3 separate regions of the Homo sapiens genome follow, and all the other regions are linked to region 1. A link is an interaction called in ENCODE POLR2A ChIA-PET data of the cell type or tissue named here. Cell type or tissue: OCI-LY7. All regions are shown on one strand. Links, peaks and the distances in the headings refer to the core of each region. The heading gives the core; the rest is flanking DNA.

What was found. ChIA-PET counts read pairs that join two places held together with the same protein. Peaks named below come from ENCODE experiments on the same cell type or tissue, not always from the same donor. Only the 100,000 strongest peaks of a DNase experiment are listed, where the experiment ranks them.
Region 2: POLR2A ChIA-PET joins it to region 1 with 7 read pairs; 2 of 35 experiments call an interaction of 5 or more read pairs at or near these places.
Region 3: POLR2A ChIA-PET joins it to region 1 with 7 read pairs; 17 of 35 experiments call an interaction of 5 or more read pairs at or near these places.

What each region holds. Positions count from the first base shown.
Region 1 is chr12:50,206,946-50,215,430 of GRCh38, forward strand. The region is part of intron 4 of LIMA1 (LIM domain and actin binding 1); the gene reads right to left. Among named protein-coding and RNA genes, the nearest start is that of MIR1293, 23 kb to the right of the region's middle. In OCI-LY7, for the core only: CTCF peaks have their summits at 4,934 and 5,163; no DNase peak of the experiment used is centred there; H3K4me3 peaks cover 781 bases; H3K27ac peaks cover 1,182 bases.
Region 2 is chr12:49,813,690-49,819,683 of GRCh38, forward strand. The region is part of intron 1 of NCKAP5L (NCK associated protein 5 like); the gene reads right to left. It also overlaps the pseudogene NMTRQ-TTG6-1. Among named protein-coding and RNA genes, the nearest start is that of NCKAP5L, 12 kb to the right of the region's middle. In OCI-LY7, for the core only: no CTCF peak of the experiment used is centred there; no DNase peak of the experiment used is centred there.
Region 3 is chr12:50,121,885-50,127,878 of GRCh38, forward strand. No RefSeq gene overlaps it. Among named protein-coding and RNA genes, the nearest start is that of COX14, 13 kb to the left of the region's middle. In OCI-LY7, for the core only: no CTCF peak of the experiment used is centred there; no DNase peak of the experiment used is centred there.

The DNA.
Region 1 (8,485 bases), core at 2,533-6,532:
ACAGAGTCTCACTCCGTCACCCAGGCTGGAGTATAGTGATGTGATCTTGGCTCACTGCAGCCTCCGCCTCCCAGGTTCAAGTGATTCTCCTGCCTCAGCCTCCTGAGTAGCTGGGATTACAGGCGCCTGCCACCATGCTCAGCTAATTTTTATATTTTTAGTAGAGACAGGGTTTCACCATGTTGGCCAGGCTGGTCTCGAACTCCTGACCTCAGGTGATCCGCCCACCTCGGCCTCCCAAAGTGCTGTGATTACAAGCTTGAGCCACTGCGCCTGGCCAACAAAGATTTTTTTTAATGAAGTGTTTTGTGATTCCATTAAATTACTACATTTATCTCTGTCATATCTAAGGTAGATCTTTAATGAAAGTTACAAATTATAATTTTTAAGACTGTAGTGTCAAAGAATATTCCCAGACATAGTACACAGGGAGTATGTCATGTTTATTCAGCTTATAATGAGATCCTTACATCAGATCCTATCATTCAAATCTCAGTTTATTTCCAGACAACTTGAGGTTAAAAAAGATATCTGAAATCCAGTATGACAGGAGATAAGAATAAAACACTTAGCACCCTTTTGAATTTAACATTAGTAAATAGTTACTAAATCTTTAAGTTCAATGGACTAATCAACTTTACTGTAAAGTTTGAGGAAGTGAGACTGGGCATGGTGGCTCACACCTGTAAAACCACCATTTTGGGAGGCCAAGGCGGGCAGATTGCTGGAGCTCAGGAATTTGAGACCAGACTGGGCAACATGGTGAGACCCTGTCTCTACTAAAAATACAAAAAATTAGCCAGGTGTGGTGACATGCACCTGCGGTCCCAGCTACTTGGGAGGCTGAGGTGGGAGGATTGCTTGAACCAGGGGGGCAGAGGTTGCAGGGAGCAGAGATCGCTCCACTGCACTCCAGCCTGAGAAACAGAGTGAGACCCTGTCTCAAAAAAAAAAAAAAAGAAAAGAAAGTGAACTATCACTTTTACATATTTTTTATACCCCCTCCTTGGAGACAGAAAACATACCACATCAGAAATCAGAGCCAAGGATTGGTCTGTTTATACCACACCAGTAAGAATAGTTTCTTTCAAATTCAATATATATTTAATATATCTCCCAAGGCTAGGCACAGTGGCTCAAGCTTATAATCCTAGCACTTTGGGAGGCTGAGACAGGTGGATCACTTGAGCCCAGGAGTTTGAGACCAGCTTGGGCAGCATGGCAAAACCTTGTCTCTACAAAAAAGATACAAAAGTTAGACTGGGCACGGTGGCTCACGCCTGTAATCCCAGCACTTTGGGAGGCCGAGGCAGAAGGATCACGAGGTCAGGAGTTCGAGACCAGCCTGACCAACATGGTGAAACCCCGTCTCTACTAAAAATGCAAAAAAATTAGCCAGGCGTGGTGGCCCGCACCTGTAATCCCAGCTACTCAGGAGGCTGAAGCAGGAGAATCGCTTGAACCCAGGAGGCGGAGGTTGCAGTGAGCAGAGATCAGGCCACTGCACTCCAGCCTGGGTGACAAAGCAAGACTCCGTCTCAAAAAAAACCAAAAGTTAGCTGGGCATTATGGCATGCGCCTGTAGTCCCAGGTACTCAGAAGGCTGCAGTAGGAAAATTGCTTGAGCCTGGGAGGTGTATGTTGCAGTGAGCCAAGATCATGCCACTGCACTCCAGCCTGGGCAACAGAGTGTGACCCTGTCTCAAAAGAAATAATAAAAATAAAAATATATTATATACATATTACATATGTGTGTGTGTGTATATATAATTTGTCTCCTTGCTGGGTTTGGTGGTTCATGCCTGTAATCCCAACACTTTGGGAGGCTGAGCCAGGAGGATCCTTTGAGCCTAGGAGTTCAAGACTAGCCTGGGCAACATAGGAAGACTCCATCTCTACAAAAAAGAATACAGTGAGCCGTGACCGCACTACTGCATTCCAGCCTGGGTGATGAGTAAGACCCTGCTCAAAAAGTAATAATAATAATTTATATCCAGTCAGCTTTGCAATTTATATTGTTGATTTAAGTCTATTTTTTCTTTCTTTCTTTTTTTTTTTTTTTTACAGTAGAGACAGGGTCTCACCACGTTGCCCAGGCTGGTCTCAAACTCTTGGGCTCAAGGAGCCTCGGCCTCCCAAGGTGCTGGGATTACAGGTGTGGGCCACTGCATCCGGCCTGATTGGGTCTATTTTTAATAAAAACTAAAACAAGCTGGAACAACACTATCCGTGCTACATCACACACAGGTCAGGCATACTTTCATGAATTATTATACATCCATATGACTCACACAGCTCAACATACTCTTGCTCTAGGAGCAGCCGCTATCTGAAAATGAAGTGGTTGGGTGCGGTGGCTCACACCTGTAATCCCAGCACTTTGGGAGGCCAAGGTGGGTGGATCTCTTGAGGTCAAGAGTTCGAGGCCAGCCTGGCCAACATTGTGAAACCCTGTCTCTACTAAATATACAAAAATTAGCTGGGGTGGCGGTGCGCACCTGTAATCTCAGCTACTCAGGAGGCTGAGGTTGAGAATCACTTGAACTTCAGAGATGGAGGTTGCAGTGAGCAGAAATTGTGCCACTGCTCTCCAGGCTAGGTGACAGAGCGAGACTCCATCTCAAAAAAAAAAAAAAAAAAAAGAAAAAAGATAATGAAGATCTTGGTCAAAAGGAAAAGATATGTCTGGCAGGATACCCTCAATCCACATTTTTAATTTTTATTTATTTATTTATTTTGAGACAGAGTCTTACTCTGTCACCCAGGCTGGAATACAGTGGTGTGATCTCAGCTCACTGCAACCCCCACCTCCTAAGCTCACACAATTCTCCTGTCTCAGCCTCCAGAGTAGCTGGGATTACAGGCGTCTGCTACCACACCTAATTATTTGAGTTTTTGGTAGAGTTGGGGTTTCACCATGTTGGTCAAGCTGGTCTGAAACTCCTGACCTCAAATGATCTGCCCTCCTTGGCCTCCCAAAGTGCTGGGATGACAGGCGTAAGCCACCGCGCCTGGCCCACCTTTTTATTTTGTTTTCAACATACTTCTTATTTGCTGATCATTAAAATAAAGAAAATTCCACATATTTATTCCAAATGCTGCTGCACTGGAAGATAACCACTACAAAAATTAGAATTTTCAAAACTCAAAATGGGAGAAAGCCTACTGATAAACTTCTTTTGAAAAACCAAAAGGGGCCGGGTGCAGTGGCTCACACCTGTAATCCTAGCACTTTGGGAGGCCGAGGCAGGTGGATCACTTGAGGTCAGGAGTTTGAGACCAGCCTCGCCCACATGGCGAAACCCCATCTCTACTAAAAATACAAAAATTAGCTGAGCATGGTGGCACGTGCCTGTAATCCTAGCTACTGGGGAGGCTGAGGCAGGAGAATCGCTTGAACCAGGGAGGTGGAGGTTGCAGTGGGCCAAGATTACTGCACTCCAGCCTGGGCAACAGAGCAAGACCCCATTTCCAAAAAAAAAAAAAAAAAGAAAAAAAGAAAAGAACAACCAAAAGGAAACGGGTTCTGTGTTCTTAATACAGATATTTGCTTTCTGTCAAAGTTCAAGCACAATTCCAAGAATATGTGTTACATGTTACAACCTGCAGAGAGCTGTTTTCTGTCTAGTTGGAGCTACACATCCTTCTCTGTCTTGTGTGAAGTCCCTGCACTGCTGTTATTGGGAGCATAATCATTTAGAACCAGAGCATACACCTTGCCAGGGCAGAGGCTTTCTTTGGTTTTAAACGCATAAAATTTCCCATCTTTGTTAGCTTTTAATTTAAACTGCTGGGTTAATTAAATAAGGCCCCCTTACCTTTTTTTTGAAGCCTTTTGCTCCATGGGGGTATCAAAACTCTGCATTAATTTATTTCAAGTACTAAAAAAGTACATGAACAAAGCCATTTGGTCTCAGAGAAAAATAGGAAGAGAACTGTCTCTGAAAAATCCCTCATACAGACTGTGGCTCTGAGGAGAAACACAGCTGTGAGGTAAGATGGGTTTTCATGATATCGCAGGTTCAGTGAAGCACAGCATTACTTTCAATATATTTCACCTTTAAACCACTCAAACATTAAGAATAACAAGGCTTGGCTGGGCATGGTGGCTCATGCCTGTAATCCCAGCACTTTGGGAGGCCAAGGCAGGTGGATTACCTGAGGTCAGGAGTTCAAGACCAACCTGGCCAACCTGGTGAAACCCCATCTCTACTAAAAATACAAAAAATTAGCCAGGCATGGTGGTGGACACCTGTAATCCCAGCTACTTGGGAGGCTGAGGCAGGAGAATCACTTGAACCTGGGAGGCAGAGGTTGCAGCGAGCCAAGATCACGCCATTGCACTCCAGCCTGGGCAACAAGAGCGAAACTCCGCCCCACCCCCCCAAAAAAAAAAAAAAAAAAGAATAACAACAAGGCTGGGCGTGGTAGCTCACGCCTGTAATCCAGCACTTTGGGAGGCAGAGGCAGGAGGGTTGCTTGAGGCCAGGAGTTTGAGATCAGCCTGGGCAACATGGTGAGACCCTGTCTCTGCTTTAAAAAAAAAAAAAAAAAATTAGCCAGGCATAGTGGTGATGCCTGCAGTCCCAGCTACTCCGGAGGCTGAAGTGGGATGATTGAGTCCAGGAAGTCGAGGCTGTAGTGACCTATGATTGTGCCCCGGCACTCCAGCCTGGACGATATAACAAGGCCCTGTCTCAAAAGCAAGCAAACAAACAAACAAACAAAAATGATCTCAAATGCATTTAAGATGAGTTTTATGATCCACATTTTCCAAGTGGTAATCTGAGGTACAGGAAGAAGGAGGGGTTTCCTCCAATATTTCTCAAGGAAGTAAAGGAACACAAAACACACACACACACACACACGAATTCTGATACCAAAATACTCTTCTGTAACAGACTTTTATCACATTTTAGCTCTTTTTACTCAGACACTTGAGGGAGCCTTAATCATTCTAATGTCAAGGAAAGAGAATAGACAAGATACTTTTAAGACTTTCTGGAATTTCCTGAGGCCTGGCCTCACCCACCCTGAAGTCCTCCTTCCTGTCAGCTGACAATAACTCTTGTTAGTATGAACATCCCTTAAATATTCTCTGTGAATCCATAAATCAAACGCACCAAGATGTACTAGTAAGAGGATAAAAGTTTTAGACAGTAGTCTGTAGAATTTTTTTCTGTATTTTTTAAAACAGAAATAAAGTAAGTTAGGTTCTAAATAAGTAACAAAGCAGGATTTCCTGTCTTTTCTACACCTATCTTCAGAAAAAATTATCTTTAAAAGCTGATTCTCAACACTTTAATTTACTGAGAGTCCCCTGCCTCACTTAGCCACTTCCTTCAACCTTTCAACTTCAGCTTCCTTTGGACGCTGTCATCTCACCAAAGTCAAGGGCAGAGGAAGGTTGGCTTTTAGGGAAAAATGGAGCTTTGCTGAACTATGCATGGAAATCGGGGCATAGATAAAACCTAGCCTTGATTTATTAAAGTATTGAGAGAAAAATTTCTTTCTTCAGGGACTCTCTTAGAAAGAGAGTTAATGTAAGTAAAATAATACACATAGAAAGAGATTTATCTCCAGGTGGTAGGATTTCTCTACATTTTTTGTATTCCCAAGCATTCTACAAATACTTTGTGTTAGTCTTACAATTAGGAAAAGAAAAAAAAAAGAAAGGATAACAAGTCATATCTATTAATTTAAGTAGACAAAAATGGTAAAACCAAATGCTAATGCTTTGGGGAATGTGTCCTTATATTGTACTAGTGGTGTTATAATCTTGAGAACAAGCTGAAAATATATAAGAATAAACAATAAATCATACCTTTTGATGTAAGAACAATGTTTAATGAATTATATCTTTTTAATTTTATTTTTTATTTTTTTTGAGACAAAGTCTTGCTCTGTCGCCCAGGATGGAGTGCAGTGGTATGATCTCAGCTCACTGCAACCTCTGCCTCCCAGGTTCAGGCAATTCTCTTGCCTCAGGCTTCTGAGTAGCTGGGATTTCAGGCGCATGTCACCACGCCAGGCTAATTTTTGTATTTTTAATAGAGATGGGGTTTTGCCATGTTGGCCAGGCTGGTCTCGAACTCCTGACCTCAAGTGCTGGGATTACAAGTGTGCCTTGTGCCTTGGCCTCCCAAAGTGCTGGGATTACAAGTGTGAGCCACCACGCCAGGTCCCAAACTCACAAGCTTCTAACTCCAGTGCTTTCATTCATATCTCTTGCATTCCAATGTATTCCTTCTGTTCACTGTCCTGATGCTTTTCAATTAGTTAAGCATAAACTGTGGGAAGACAGAGTTAAAGTCTTTGAGAACATAGCTGTTTTTATGTTTTCAATTTTTGCCAGTTTCCTTAGATTTCAAAGATATGTAGGGCCCATTGTTTCTATCCAATAAATAGTTATTATATCCATGAAGATAGTGTTATATGGTAGAAGGGGTACTACCCAATTTCAATCCTGTTCTGATATTAATTAGCCACATGCCATGGGGCATATCAATTAACTTCTCTGACCTCATCTAATCGCATCTGTAAAATTGGGATTGTAAAGTTCTAACTGACTGAGGGCAGTGAGCTGGATTAAATAACTTCTTAAACTCTCTTAAGGTTCTAGGATCTATATGTCAACAATTTTGATAGCGATTTCTCACTCATTGTAACTCACTGATGAGTTAGAATGAGTTAGAAGGCTAGAGGAAATGACTTGTAAATATATTCATCTGGATACACACCTGTGTTGTCTAATTTAGGAATGAGCCCACTAGCAGGAAGACAAAGGTAGTAATATTTGTACTGGGGGGAGATGAAGTCTTTCTAGCCCCCTTGAAGTCTAATATAGCCAACATTGCTTAAAGAATATTCCAGTCCCCTGACATTGCTTGTTGATATGTTTTACTATAATGAAACTGGTTAAAAACCAGTACATAGTTAGTGGACATGAAAGTAAGCAGAGAAGAAGAGATGAGTGGTCTCTAGCTGGCACATCAAGGACAGTCATTTAGGGCAAGGAACAGTTAAAAAGATTGGAATTCTTTGACTGCATCTTTACCCTGGATCAATTATTATCTTACCACACACACACACACACACACACACACGAGATTACTCAGAGTTATTAAGAGTAAATAAAAAATTTATGCTGATATGTAGTCTTTACAAGAAATGTACCACTATAAATAGATGTCAGTCAAAATAATGCTGAGGATAGCCTTATTTACATTTTTGAAATGACAAGAGAAGCTACAAACTATAGGTGAATATGCTAAATCAGCAAAAAGTTAGTTTTACCAAGATATGTAAGAAAGTGCATTGATAGAAAAACAAAGACAATTCTTGTGTACAATTAACAATAACATGCAAAACCAATTATCCACATTTAAAGCACTAGCAATGTATCTATTGAAGATTAAATGTTAGGTCAAGGTAAAAGTGAAGATTCACTGACAGGCAAATTAAAGATATACTCCCCTACATTGAGATGACTGTATAGACTCCACATTGATGTTAATAGTTATTCAAATACCTTTCCTCCCCAAACTTACTTTAAAATTTTAACTTAAAACCATGCAATTTGGCTGGGCGCAGTGGCTCACACCTATAATCCCAGCATTTTGGGAGGCCAAGGTGGGGGGATCACAAGGTCAGGAGTTCAAGACCAGCCTGACCCACACGGTGAAACCCAGTCTCTACTAAAAACACAAAAATTAGCTGGTGTGGTGGCATGCGCCTGTAATCTCAGCCACTCAGGAGGCTGAGGGAGGAGAATCACTTGAACCCGGGAGGTGGAGGTTGCAGTGAGCTGGGATTGTGCCACTGCACTCCAGCCTGGGCGACAGAGCAAACAAACAAACAAACAAAACTATGCAATTAATACAATTATGAACATCCTCAGAATTGTATTCTTCTTGGGATATAATTCTAAATAAGACATATTCAGAAAGCAGAAGAAAATTTTTTATCTTAACGTTAAGTAGATAAAGGAACACATACAATTATTAACTAAGAGGAAGATAAGATGTTATGAATAATTTCTGCAACAATCTGGGCATTCCCTATGGACACCTACCCATTCATCAAGAAGGCCTATATAAATTATTTCTTTGATGCAGATTACAGATTGGCTATGAATAAGTACCTGATGAACAGAGATCATCACACTTTAGCTTGGTTGCCTTACTCTCTAAAGACTCATTCTACTACATCAGCGCATATACACTCTTATGTACGAGTGTTATGCAAAACTAAACAAAATACCAAGTGTCACTTCCAGGAACTTACAAGAAGAAAAACCACAAAGATGTTGGAACAAGTGAAGTTTTTGTTGGCATTTTGATGCTATCTATACATATCATGATCCTGGTGCTAATAAGAACTGAAATTCAGAGGGAAGCTGAAGGGCTGGGAGTCTACGGGGAGAGGTCACAAACAAGAGAAAAGGGTGATGAGTCAAAGGAAACTTCCTTTGTTATTTTATATA
Region 2 (5,994 bases), core at 1,228-5,227, 390 kb before region 1:
ACTAATTTTTGTATTTTTAGTAGAGATGGGGTTTCACCATGTTGGCCAGGCTGGTCTCCAACTCCTGGCCTCAAGTGATCTGCCCGCCTCGGCCTTCCAAAGTGCTGGGATTACAGGCATGAGACACTGCGCCTGGCCTACATTTTTTTTTTAAGAGACAAGATCTGGCTCTATCACTTAGGCCGGAGTGCACTGCCACAGTCATAGTTTACTGTAACTTCAGACTCCTAGGCTCAAGTGGTCCTCCCACTTCAGCCTCCCAGGTAACTAGGACTACCACAGCTGGCTAATTTTAAAATTTTTTGTAAAGACAGGGTCTTGCCATACTGCCCAGGCTGATCTTGAACTCCTCCTAGTAATCCTCCTGCCTTGGCCTCCCAAAGCACTGGGATTACAGGGATGAGCAACTTTGCCCAGCCTAGTTTTCAGAATTCTTTACATATTCTAGATACAAGTCCTTTATTTTATATTTATATATATATATATATATATGATTTGAAAATATTTTCTTCCAGCCGGGTGTGGTGGCTCAAGCCTGTAACCCCAGCGCTTTGGGAGGCCGAAGTGGGCGGATCACGAGGTCAGAAGTTCGAGACCAGCCTGGCCAACATAGTGAAAGCCCGTCTCTACTAAAAATACAAAAAATTAGCTGGGTGTGGTGGTGTGCGCCTGTAATCCCAGCTATTCGGGAGGCTGAGGCAGGAGAACCGTGTGAACCCGGGAGGTGGAGGCTGCAGTGAGCCGAGATAGTGCCATTGCACTCCAGCCTGGGCGACAGTGTGAGACACCGTCTCAAAAAAAAAAAAAAAAGAAAAAGAAAATATTTTCTTCCATTCTGTGGGCTGTCTTTTCACTTTCTTGAGGGTATCCACTTCTTCCTGGATGACTTTTCCCTTGCCTATTACATTCCCCTGCTCCTCCCACCCCTCTTCCACCTCTTCTTCTGTGTGCCTATGTGTTACTTTATGTATAAATACATACTTAAAAAAAAGACATAGTAGCACGTTCTCATGGTTCCACATCTTTCTTTAGCAGAACAATTTTTAGAAAATGAAACTATAGCCTTTATATGGATCTTATCCGTTTTTCTATCAATATTCTGTTCCAAGATCCAATCCAGGATTCCACAGGGTACTTGGTCACCCAGTCTCCTTAGTGTCTACAATTCATGACAATCCCTCGACCTTTCCTTACCTTTCATCATTGTAACACTTCTGAAGGGACTGGTCAACATTTTGGAGAATGTCCTCCAATTTGGGTTGTTTGATGTTCTCACTAATTAGACTGAGGTTATATGCTTTGAGAAGAATACCACGGAGGTGATATGCCTTCCCCAGGGCATTATATCTGAGGACACACATGATATCAAGGTTTCTTGTTCCTGGTGATGTTTTAACCTCATCACTTGGTTAGGCAGTATCTATTAATTGGTTTCTCCATTATAAAGTCACTATTTTTCCTTTTGTAATTAAATATTTTTGGGGGCAATACTTTGGACTATGTAAATATCCTGTTTCTCCTTAAATTTTCACCCAGCAATTTTTTTACCAAAATCAGTGGATCTTGCTTGTAGCAATTACTATGGTGCTCTAAAACATAATTTTCAATTTCTTATCTTCCTTCTATATTTATTAATTGCAAGTTTTCTATAAGGAATAATTGTCCCTTCATCCCATTTAATCATGTATTTATATTGGTATGGATGAACTGGATATTTATTTTAATCTTTGGGTTATAATCCAATAATATTATCACATTTCATTGCTCAAATTCCAGCTATGGCCATTGGCCATTGAGAATCTTTCAGGTTGGGTCCTTCTTTCAACATGCTTCCTTTTCTTTTTAAGACAAGTCTTGCCCTGTTGCCCAGGCTGGAGTGCAATGGCGTGATCTCGGCTCAAGCGATTCTCATGCCTCAGCCTCCTGAGTAGCTGGGACCACAGGTGTGTGCTGCTACACCTGGTTAATTTTTATATTTTTAGTAGAGATGGGGTTTCACCACGTTGGCCAGGCTGGTTTCGAACTCCTGACCTCAAGAGCTCCACCCACCTGGGCCTCCCAAAGTGCTGGGATTACAGGCTTAAGTCACCACACCCGGCCAGTGCTTCCTTTTTTTTTAAGCACTCTCTTGCCATAAGATGTTCCCGGCTTATCTTGTATTTTCCTTGCCACAAACACTTTTCCAAGGAGCTCCACCATAGCAACCTTCTAAAACTATAAATCTGATGGTGTTCTTCCCACTTCAAATCTTCCCACGACCTCCTACTGCTTTTGGGAACGACCAAAGCCCTCAACACAACCCTCAAAGCTCTGCCTTTGTCTGGCCCCAGAGCAACTCTTCGGACAAGCTTTCCTGGACTCGTGCAGCCTCATTGTTCTGTCTTCTACAAGTGCCTCCTGCAAGATCAGTATTTCCAAATGCAATGCATTGTGTTCTTGAACATTCCCTGTGAAGAGGAGGGGACTCCCTATACTGTTAGAAGGGGAGCTCCCCGAGGAGAGGCCCTTCCTTGTATTTCTGCACTCCCTGCCACGCCCTCTGCCAGTGTACCACTCCTACCAACCAGACCAGGCCCTGAGCCACCCTGCCCCCTGCAGAACTGGTGATCTCCTTTCCTTCTCATCAGAAAGAAGGTTAGAAAGAAGGGACAGCTAAGAACATACATGGGCTCATCAGGTTCCCCAAAAGACCCCTAACTATCCTCCATCAAATGGCTCTTAGGGCCCATAGGACAAACCATACTGAGGGTGAGGAAGGGACATTTTCAGATTTGTCTCTGACCCTTTCAAAGTTCTCAACCCTCTCAAAAAAAAAAAAAAAAAAAAAAGGCTGGACGCGGTGGCTCATGCCTGTAATCCCAGCACTTTGGGAGGCCAAGGTGGGTGGATTACGAGGTCAGGAGTTCGAGTCCAGCCTGATCAACATGGTGAAACCCTGTCTTTACTAAAAATACAAAAATTAGCCAGGCATGGTGGCACGCGCCTGTGATCCAGCTACTTGGGAGGCTGAGGCAGAAGAATTGCTTGAACCTGAGAGGCTGAGGTTGTGGTGAGCTGAAATCGCGCCACTGTACTCCAGCCTGGGTGACAGAGTGAGAGTCTGTCTCATAAAAAAAAAAAAAAAGTTCTCAACCCAATCTTAGACCGCAGTGACTCTCTCTGGCAAATAGTACTAACCTATTAATTCTACAGATATTTCTGAACCGACAAACTTACTAGGAAATGCAATGCTTGGGTATATAGCTGGGGGCGATTCAGAGAAGGGTCAGCTCTTGGGCTTCTTGGAGCTTTCAGTCTATAGGGGACATAAGACATGCAAGAAAAAAAAATCAGTAGCCTTTCTATATGTTAACAACGAACTACCTAAAAAAGTACAAAATAGTAAAATATTGGGAATAAGTTTAACCAAGGAGGTGAAGGATCTCTACACTAAAAACTATAAAACACTGATAAAAGAAATTGACATGAATAACTGGAAAGATGTCCCATGTTCAGGGATTGGAAGAATTAATATTTTTTAAATGTCCATAAATACCCAAAGCAATCTACAGATTCAATGCAATCCCTATCAAGATATCAATTATATTTTTCATAGAAATAGGAAAAAAAATCCTAAAACTCATATGGAACCATAAAAGACCCCAAATAGCCAAAGCAATACATCTCACAAAAGAATTACTTTGATAGAGTAAACAATAGAGGTTAAAATCCTCTTATTTCTAGAATATAGGAATTGAACCTACCCCTGAGAATCCAAAATTCTCCATGCTACCTATCACACCACATCCTAGAGTAAAGCCAGGTAAATAAGCTGAGCAAAAGTTTGTTCTTGAGCAAAAGAACAAACTTGGAGGCATTACACTAACTGATTTGAAGAACCTACTACAAAGCTATAGTAATCAAAATAGCATGGTACTGGCATAAAAACAGATACTAGATGAATGGTTCAGAATAGAGAGACCAGAAATAAATCCACATGTTTACAGTTAATTGATTGCTGACAAAGATGCCAAGAACATACAACAGGGAAAGACAGTCTCCTTAGTAATTAGTGTTGAGAAAACTGGATATTCACATGCAGAAGACTGAAATTAGATTAGACCCTCATCTCACACCATATATAAAAATCAACTCAAAATGGATTAAAAACTTAAACCTGGCCGGGCGCAGTGCTCATGCCTATCATCCCAGCACTTTGGGAGGCCAAGGCAGGCAGATCACATGAGGTCAGGAGTTTGAGACCAGCCTGGGCAACATGGTGAAACCTCATCTCTACTAAAAATACAAAAATTAGCTGGGTGTGGTGGCTCATGCCTGTAATTCCAGCTACTTGGGAGGCAGAGGCACAGGAATCTCTTGAACCCAGGAGGTAGTGGAGGTTGTAGTAAGCCGAGATCGCGCTGCTGCACTCTGGCCTGGGTGACACAGCAAGGCTGTGTCTTGGAAAAAAAAAAAAACAAAAAAACCTTAAACCTGACCAGAAACTGTAAAACTACTAGGAGAAAATAAAATACAGGGTAAAAACTCCATGACATTGGTCTGGGCAATGACTTTTTGGATATGACCCCAAAAGCACAGGCAACAAAGGGGATTACATCAAACTAAAAAGCTTCTGCAGAGCAAAGGAAACAGCAGATTAAAGAGACAATCTACAGAATAGGAGAAAATGTTTGTAAACCACACATCTCATTCACTCAGGCTGGAGTGCAGGCTGGTTGCAGTGGTGCAATCAATCATGGCTCACTGCAACCTCAAACTCCTGGGCTCAGCTGATCCTCCCACCTCAGCCTCCTGAGTAGCTGGGACTACAGGCATGCATCACCACGCCCAACTAATTTTTTGGATTTTTTTTGTAGAGACAGACTTTGACCACGTTGCCCAGGCTGGTCTCGAACTCCTGGGCTCAAGCAATCTGCCTGCCTCTCCCTCCCAAAGTGCTGGGATTACAGGCAATGAGCCACCGTGCAGAGCCTGACATTTCTTAAAAGACAGACAAATGGCCAGTGGGTATACGAAAAAATGCTCGATATCACGAATCATCAGGGAAATGTAAATTTAAACCACAATGAGATATTACCTCATACATTTAGAATATTATAAAAAAGACAAATAAGTGTTGGCAAGGATGTGGAGAAAAGGGAACCCTTGTACACCACTGGAGGGAATATAAATTAGTATAGCCACTATGGTAAATAGTATGGAAGTTTCTCAAAAAACTTAAAATAGGCCAGACCCAGTGGCTCACACCTATAATCTTAACACTTTGGGAGGCCAAGGCAGGAGGATCACTTGAGGTCAGGAGTTCAAGACCAGCCTAGACAACACAACAAGACCTTGTATTTAAAAAAAAAAAAAAAAAAAGGCCGGGTGCAGTGGCTCGCGCCTGTAATCCCAGCACTTTGGGAGGCCGAGGTGGGCAGATCACGAGGTCAGGAGATCGAGACCATTCCATCTCTATTAAAACTACAAAAAATTAGCCGGGCGTGGTCGTGGGCACCTGTAGTCCCAGCTACCTGGGAGGCCGAGGCGGGAGAATAGCTTGAACCTGGGAGGTGGAGCTCGCAGTGAGCTGAGATTGCGCCACTGCACTCCAGCCTGGGCAACGGTGCAAGACTCCGCTTCAAAAAAAAAAAAAAAATTAAAAACCCTTAAATAGAACTACCATTAAATCAGGATGTTGAAGAGATATCTGTACTCCCATGTTTATTCATTGTAGTCAAGATATGGAACCAACCTAAGTATCCATCAGTAGATGAATGGATAAAGAAAAGATGCTATATACACATAATAGGACACTATTCAGTCCTAAAAAAGGAGGAAATCCTGTCATTGGTAACAACGTGGATGAATCTGGAGAACATTATGTTACGTGAAATAAGCCAGGCCCAGACAAATACCACGTGATCTCATATGTGGATTCTAAAAAGTTGAATGCATAGAAGCAGAGGATTGCTTGAGCCCAGGAGTTCAAGACCGGCCTGGGCAACATAGCAA
Region 3 (5,994 bases), core at 1,228-5,227, 86 kb before region 1:
CTCTTCTTTCGAGTATGTAAACTTGCTTAAGGCCCTCTATCCCACACCAAAACAGCTATTCAAGGTTTGTTTTTTGTTGTTGTTGTTTTTTGTTTGTTTAGATGGAGTCTCGCTCTTTCGCCTAGGTTGGAGTGCAGTGGCGTGATCTCGGCTCACTGCAGCCTCCACCTCCCAGGTTCAAGCAATCCTCCCACTTCAGCCTCATGAGTAGCTGGGACTACAGGCGCATGCCACTGTGCCTGGCTAATTTTTGTATTTTTAGTAGTGACAGGGTTTCACCATGTTGTCCAGGCTGGTCTTGAACTCCTGACTTCAAGTGGTCCTCCCGCTTCGGCCTCCCAAAATGATGGGATTACAGGCATGAGCCACTGTACCTGGTCCCTGGGGTAGTCTTGTACAACAAATTGTCCTAAGTCCTGCACAACTATCAGATGTCCTAGATATTTGGTAGGTGAAAAAAGTTTATATAATAATTAGCTGAGCATATAACCTAACTCCCTTTTACATAAAAACAAAGTATTTTTTGTACAGTTCTGCAGGCATGCAACTAAATAGAGGCAAGACTGTACAGTAGTTTGTTCACCATTTCAGAAAATCGTGCCATTAATGGCTGAGCTGGCTCCTGGTGTTTGAGTCTCTGATACAACAGAATATAGATCAGTCTGCACAGGATAGTAGAGTGTTTTAAGGCCAGGCACAGTGGCTTACGCCTGTAATCCCAACACTTTGGAAGGATGAGGTGGAGGATTGCCTGAGCCTAGGAGTTAGAGGTTACTGTGAGCCATGATTGCACGACTGCACTCCAGCCTGGCAACAGAGTGAGACCCTGTCTTTTTTTTCTTTTTTTGAGACAGTCTTCCTCTGTTACCTAGGTTGCAGTGCAGTGGCGCAGTCTCGGCTCACTGCACCCTTCTGCCTCCCGGGTTCAAGCGGTTCTCCTGCCTCAGCTTCCCAAGTAGCTGGGACTATGTGTGTGCGCCACCACACCTGGCTAATTTTTGTATTTTTAGTAGAGATGGGGTTTCACCATGTTGACCAGGCTGGTTAACTCGAACTCCTGGCCTCAAGTGATTCACCCGCTTTGGCTTCCCAAAGTGCTGGGATTATAGATGTGAGCCACGGTGCCTGGCCAAGACCCTGTCTCAATTAAAAAAAAAAAAAAAAAGGGTAGGGGGTGTGTTGTAAATACAGAAAGTAGCCCAAAGGCTGGGTACCATGGTACATGACTGTAATCCCAGCTACTTGAGAGTCTGAGATGGGATAATCACTTGATCCCACCCAGGAGTGTGAATCAGGCCTGGGCATCATAATGAGACTATTTAGTCTCCAAAAAAGAAAAACAAAAACCCAAAAAACTCAAAAGGTATTGGGCTGTATAGATGAGAACCACTGGCTACAGGGTCAAGGTCAGTGCAGTGTCTTGGTTTGGGTGGCTAAAGCAAATTACCATAGATGGTAATAGCAATTTATTTCTCATAGTTCTAGAGGCTGGGAAATCCAGGATCAAGTTGCCAGCAGATCCAGTGCATCATGAGGACACACCTCCTGGTTTGCAGATGGTCGTCTTGCTGTGTCCTCACATGGCAGAAAGAGGAAGCAAGCTCTCCTTGTTTGTTTTATAAGGGCACTAATCCCATCACGAGAGGTCCATCCTCAGAACCTAATGACCCCCTAAAGAGCCCACCTAATGCTGTCCCACTGGGGGTTAGGGTTTTGACATTGGAATTTTGAGGAGGACACAAACATGCAGTCCATAACACATTCCCTCTCATGATATGCAAGACCTCTTTTTTTTTTTTTTTGAGGTAGGGTCTCCTCTCCGTTGCCCAGGCGGGAGGGCAGTGGCATGATCATAGCTCACTGCAGCCTCAACCTCCTGGGCTCAAGTGATCCTGCCGCCTCACCCTCCTGAGTAGCTGGGCTACAGGCACATACCACCACACCTGGCTACTTTTATTATTTTTGTAGAGATGGAGTCTCACTGTTGCCCAGGCTGGTCTCAAACTCTTTGCCTCAAGCAATCCTCCCACCTTGGCCTCTTAAAATGCTGGGATTATAGGCATGAGCCACCACACCTGGCTATGATGGTTAATTTTATATGTCAACCTGACTGGGTCATAGGGTAACCACATATTTGGTCTTACTCTGGGTGTATCTATCAGGATATTTCTGGGCCTCATTCAACCCATTGAAGGCCTGTACAGAACAGGAAGGCTGATTAAGAGAGAATCTCTGTCTTTGAGGTGGAAAATCAGTCTTCTACCTTGTGACGTGGACTCAGACTGGAACTCATACCGTCAGCTCTCTTGGTTTTCAGGCCTTTGGAATTGGCCTGGAACTATACCATTGGCTCTTCTGGGTCCTCAGCTTATCACCTGCAGATCTTGGGACTTCTCAGCCTCCAGAACCATAGAAGCCAATTCCATATAGTAAAGCTCTGTCTCTCATCTATATATCTTATCGGTTCTGTTTCTCTGGAGAACAGACTAATGCATCCATATTGACAGGAAAATAGTTCATTCATTGTAATTGCTGTATACTATGCCACTGAATGAGCATATCAATTTGTTCCATTACCCTAGTGAAGCATTATTGGGTTGTTCCCACTTTTCCCCTCTTATAAATCAATAGCAATGCAGTGAGTATTTTGTATGTTTACTTGGGCCTATGTGTTAGTTTCTCCAAAGGAGGAAATATCACTGGTATTTAGCTTTACCAGTTGTTAAGTTGCTTTTCCGAAGTGGTTATGTGAATTTCACTTTCACCAGCATTTCCCTATTCTGTTGGTGTTGAGTGGTTCTATTAATTTTAATTTACATATCATTGATATCTGATAAGGTTGAGGACTTTTTTTTATTGATTTATTGGCCATTAGTATGTTTACCCTCTGGGATTTTCCTATTTATATCCTTCCCTCACCCCCACTTTTTTTTTTCGAGATGGAGTCTTGCTCTGTCGCCCATGCTGGGGTGCAGTGGTGCGATCTCAGCTCACTGCAACCTCTACCTCCCGGGTTCAAGCAATTCTCTCTCAGCCTCCCGAGTAGCTGGGACTACAGGCACATGCCACCGTGCCAGGCTAATTTTTGTATTTTTAGTAGAGACAGGGTTTCACCATGTTGGTCAGGCTGGCCTCAAACTCCTGACCTGAGGTGATCCACCCACCTCAGCCTCCCAAAGTGCTGGGATTACAGGCATGAGCCACTGTGCCTGGCCCCACTTCTCTTTCTATTGAGTTGTCTTCTTTGAAAAAACAGTTCGTAGGCAGTACTTTATATATTCTGGATAATAGTATTTTATTAGTTACATGGGTTGCAGGTTTGACTGAAATCATCTTTTGGAGTTTTTATAGGGTGAGGGTGGCTGTAGAGTTCCATGTTGCCTGCATCATATGTCTCTCCAGAGCAAACCTGTGGACAGTGGATCTGAGACCACTTTTTAGAACCTTCTTGGCTGGGGATTTGGTGGGAGTGGTGGTTTTCCAGACCATACAGGAAGAGCACTCATTATTCACATGAGAAATGTTCTAAAATTGACATAAGGGGCAGGCCCAGGATTCAGAATTTTCAACAATCTCCTGATCTCACAAGCCTAGGCATTCAGACTTCCTTGCTTCTTCCTTTCACCACCTGGGTGGGGTTTTTTTATGGTTTCCCCTCTTTCACTAAGGCTGTTGCTCTTTCAGGGTCCCAGCTTTAACTGGGGGTTTCAGTTTCCTGCCTGGAGCCAGTCTTGTCTTTAGTTGTCAGTATTAAAACAAGTCCTTAAGGTACGTTTCCCTTATCCCCTCAGTAATTGCATCGGCTATTTTCCTGTCTGCTCCAGTTTTCAGTTCCTTTGTCTTTAGTCTTTCTTGGAAGCTCTGCTATGCATTTTTAAAAAACAGCTTAGAAAATACTTCACCTATCATTTCTAGATATTTGTCTCAGTTTATTTTAGTCTGCATTAAGCTAGAACTGATACCTTTCATATACTCTCATGTCTCTTCTAAACATAATACCCTTCCCTTCCATTGCTTTTTTGCCTGGCAAAACTCCACCTAACTCTAATGGCCCAGCTTTACTCTCAAGTTTTCCTCCACCTTGCCAAGAATAATTTAGAATAGTTCTTATCACATTGCATTTTATTTCCCCCTTACTGGAGTATGAGCACTTTGAGGATAGAAACCAGATCTTGTTCATCTTTGTGTCTGTAGCTCCTGCTATAGTGCCTATCATAAAGTAGGTACTTAATGACTATGTTACTGAACTGAAAATATTTTCCTGCATGAATACTGGATTTTTTTTTTTTTTTTTGAAATGGAGTCTCGCTCTTGCTCTGTTGCCCAGGCTGGAGTGCAATGGCGTGATCTCAGCTTACTGCAACCTCCATCTCCCAGCTCCAAGCAATTCTCCTGCCTCAGCCTCCTGAGTAGCTGGGATTACAGGCACGCACCACCACACCCAGCTAATTTTTGTATTTTTAGTAGAGACGGGGTTTCATCATATTGGTTAGTCTGGTCTCGAACTCCTGACCTCATGACCTACCTGCCTCAGCCTCCCAAAGTGCTGGGATTACAGGCATGAGCCACCGCGCCCGGCTTTTTTTTTTTTTTTTTTTAGACAGGGTCTCACTCTGTCACTCAGGCTGGAGTTCAGTGGTGTGATCTTGGCTCACTGCAACCTCCATCTCCCGGGTTCAAGCGATTCTCCTGCCTCAGCCTCCCTGGTAGCTGGGATTTCAGGTGGCAATCACCGTGCCTGGCTAATTTTTGTATTTTTAGTAGAGATGGGGTTTTGCCATGTTGGCCAAGCTGGTCTCGAACTCTAGACCTCAGGTGATCTGCCTGCGTCTGCCTCCCAAAGTGCTGAGATTACAGGTGTGAGCCACTGTGCCTGACCATGAATACTGGATTTAAAGTCTGAAGAACTTCATTTATCACCCACCAACTAAACTTACGTAATTATTTTTAGGATTAGATGGACAATCTGTTTTTTTGTTTTTGTTTTGTTTGAGACAAACAAAACAGTGTGTCCACTCTGTCATACAGGCTGGAGTACAGTGGCGTAATCACGGCTCACTGCAGTCTTGACCTCCAGGCTCAAAAGATCCTCCCACTTCAGCCTCCTGAGTAGCTGGACCATAGGTGCATGGCACCACTTGTGGCTAATTAAAAAAATTATTTGTAGAGATGGGGTCTCCCTTTGTTGCTCAGGCTGGTCTTGAATTCCTGGCCTCAAGCAGTCCTCCTCCCTCAGCCTCCCAAAGTGCTGGGATTACAGATGGTAAGCCACCACACCTGGCCTTTTTAAACAACTTCTGAGACTAGGTTTCCTCATTGTGGCATATTGAATCTTTCATAGATGGCTGCAGCAATGTCTCCCATTCCACTGGTCTTCAGTGACCTTGCCACTTCTTCATCAAGAGGTAGAGTCTCTTACCACCCTGCCTTGCATCTGGGCAGTCCCTGTGATTACTTTGATCAGTAGCATACAGTGGAAGTGATGGGTGCCACTACTAGACAACACTGTTTTTTTGAGACAGGGTCTCATTCTGTCGCCCAGGCTGCAGTGCAGTGGTGCAGTCATTGCTCACTGTTAACTTCAAACTCCTGAGCTCAAGTCATCCTCCCACCTGATTCTCCAGAGTAGCTGGGACTACAGGTGTACACCATAACACTTGGCTAATTTTTTAATTTTTTGTAGAGATGGGGTCTCACCTTGTGCCCACGCTGGTCCCAAACTCTTGGCCTCAAGCAATCCTTCTGCCTTGGCCTCCTCAAGTGTTGGGATTACAGGCAGGAGCCACCATGCCCAGCCTAGACAACACTCTTAAGTGTCCTAGCAGCTTCTGCTTCCTGCCTCTTGGAACCTAGCCACCTGTGCAAAGCCCAAGATAATGGAGAGGCATGTACAGGCACTTCAGTTGACAGCCCTGACTGAGCTCCTAGGGAAAATCCAGCATTGACTGATAGCCAGGCAAAACTAGGTAAGTAAATCATCTTGGACGTCCATTG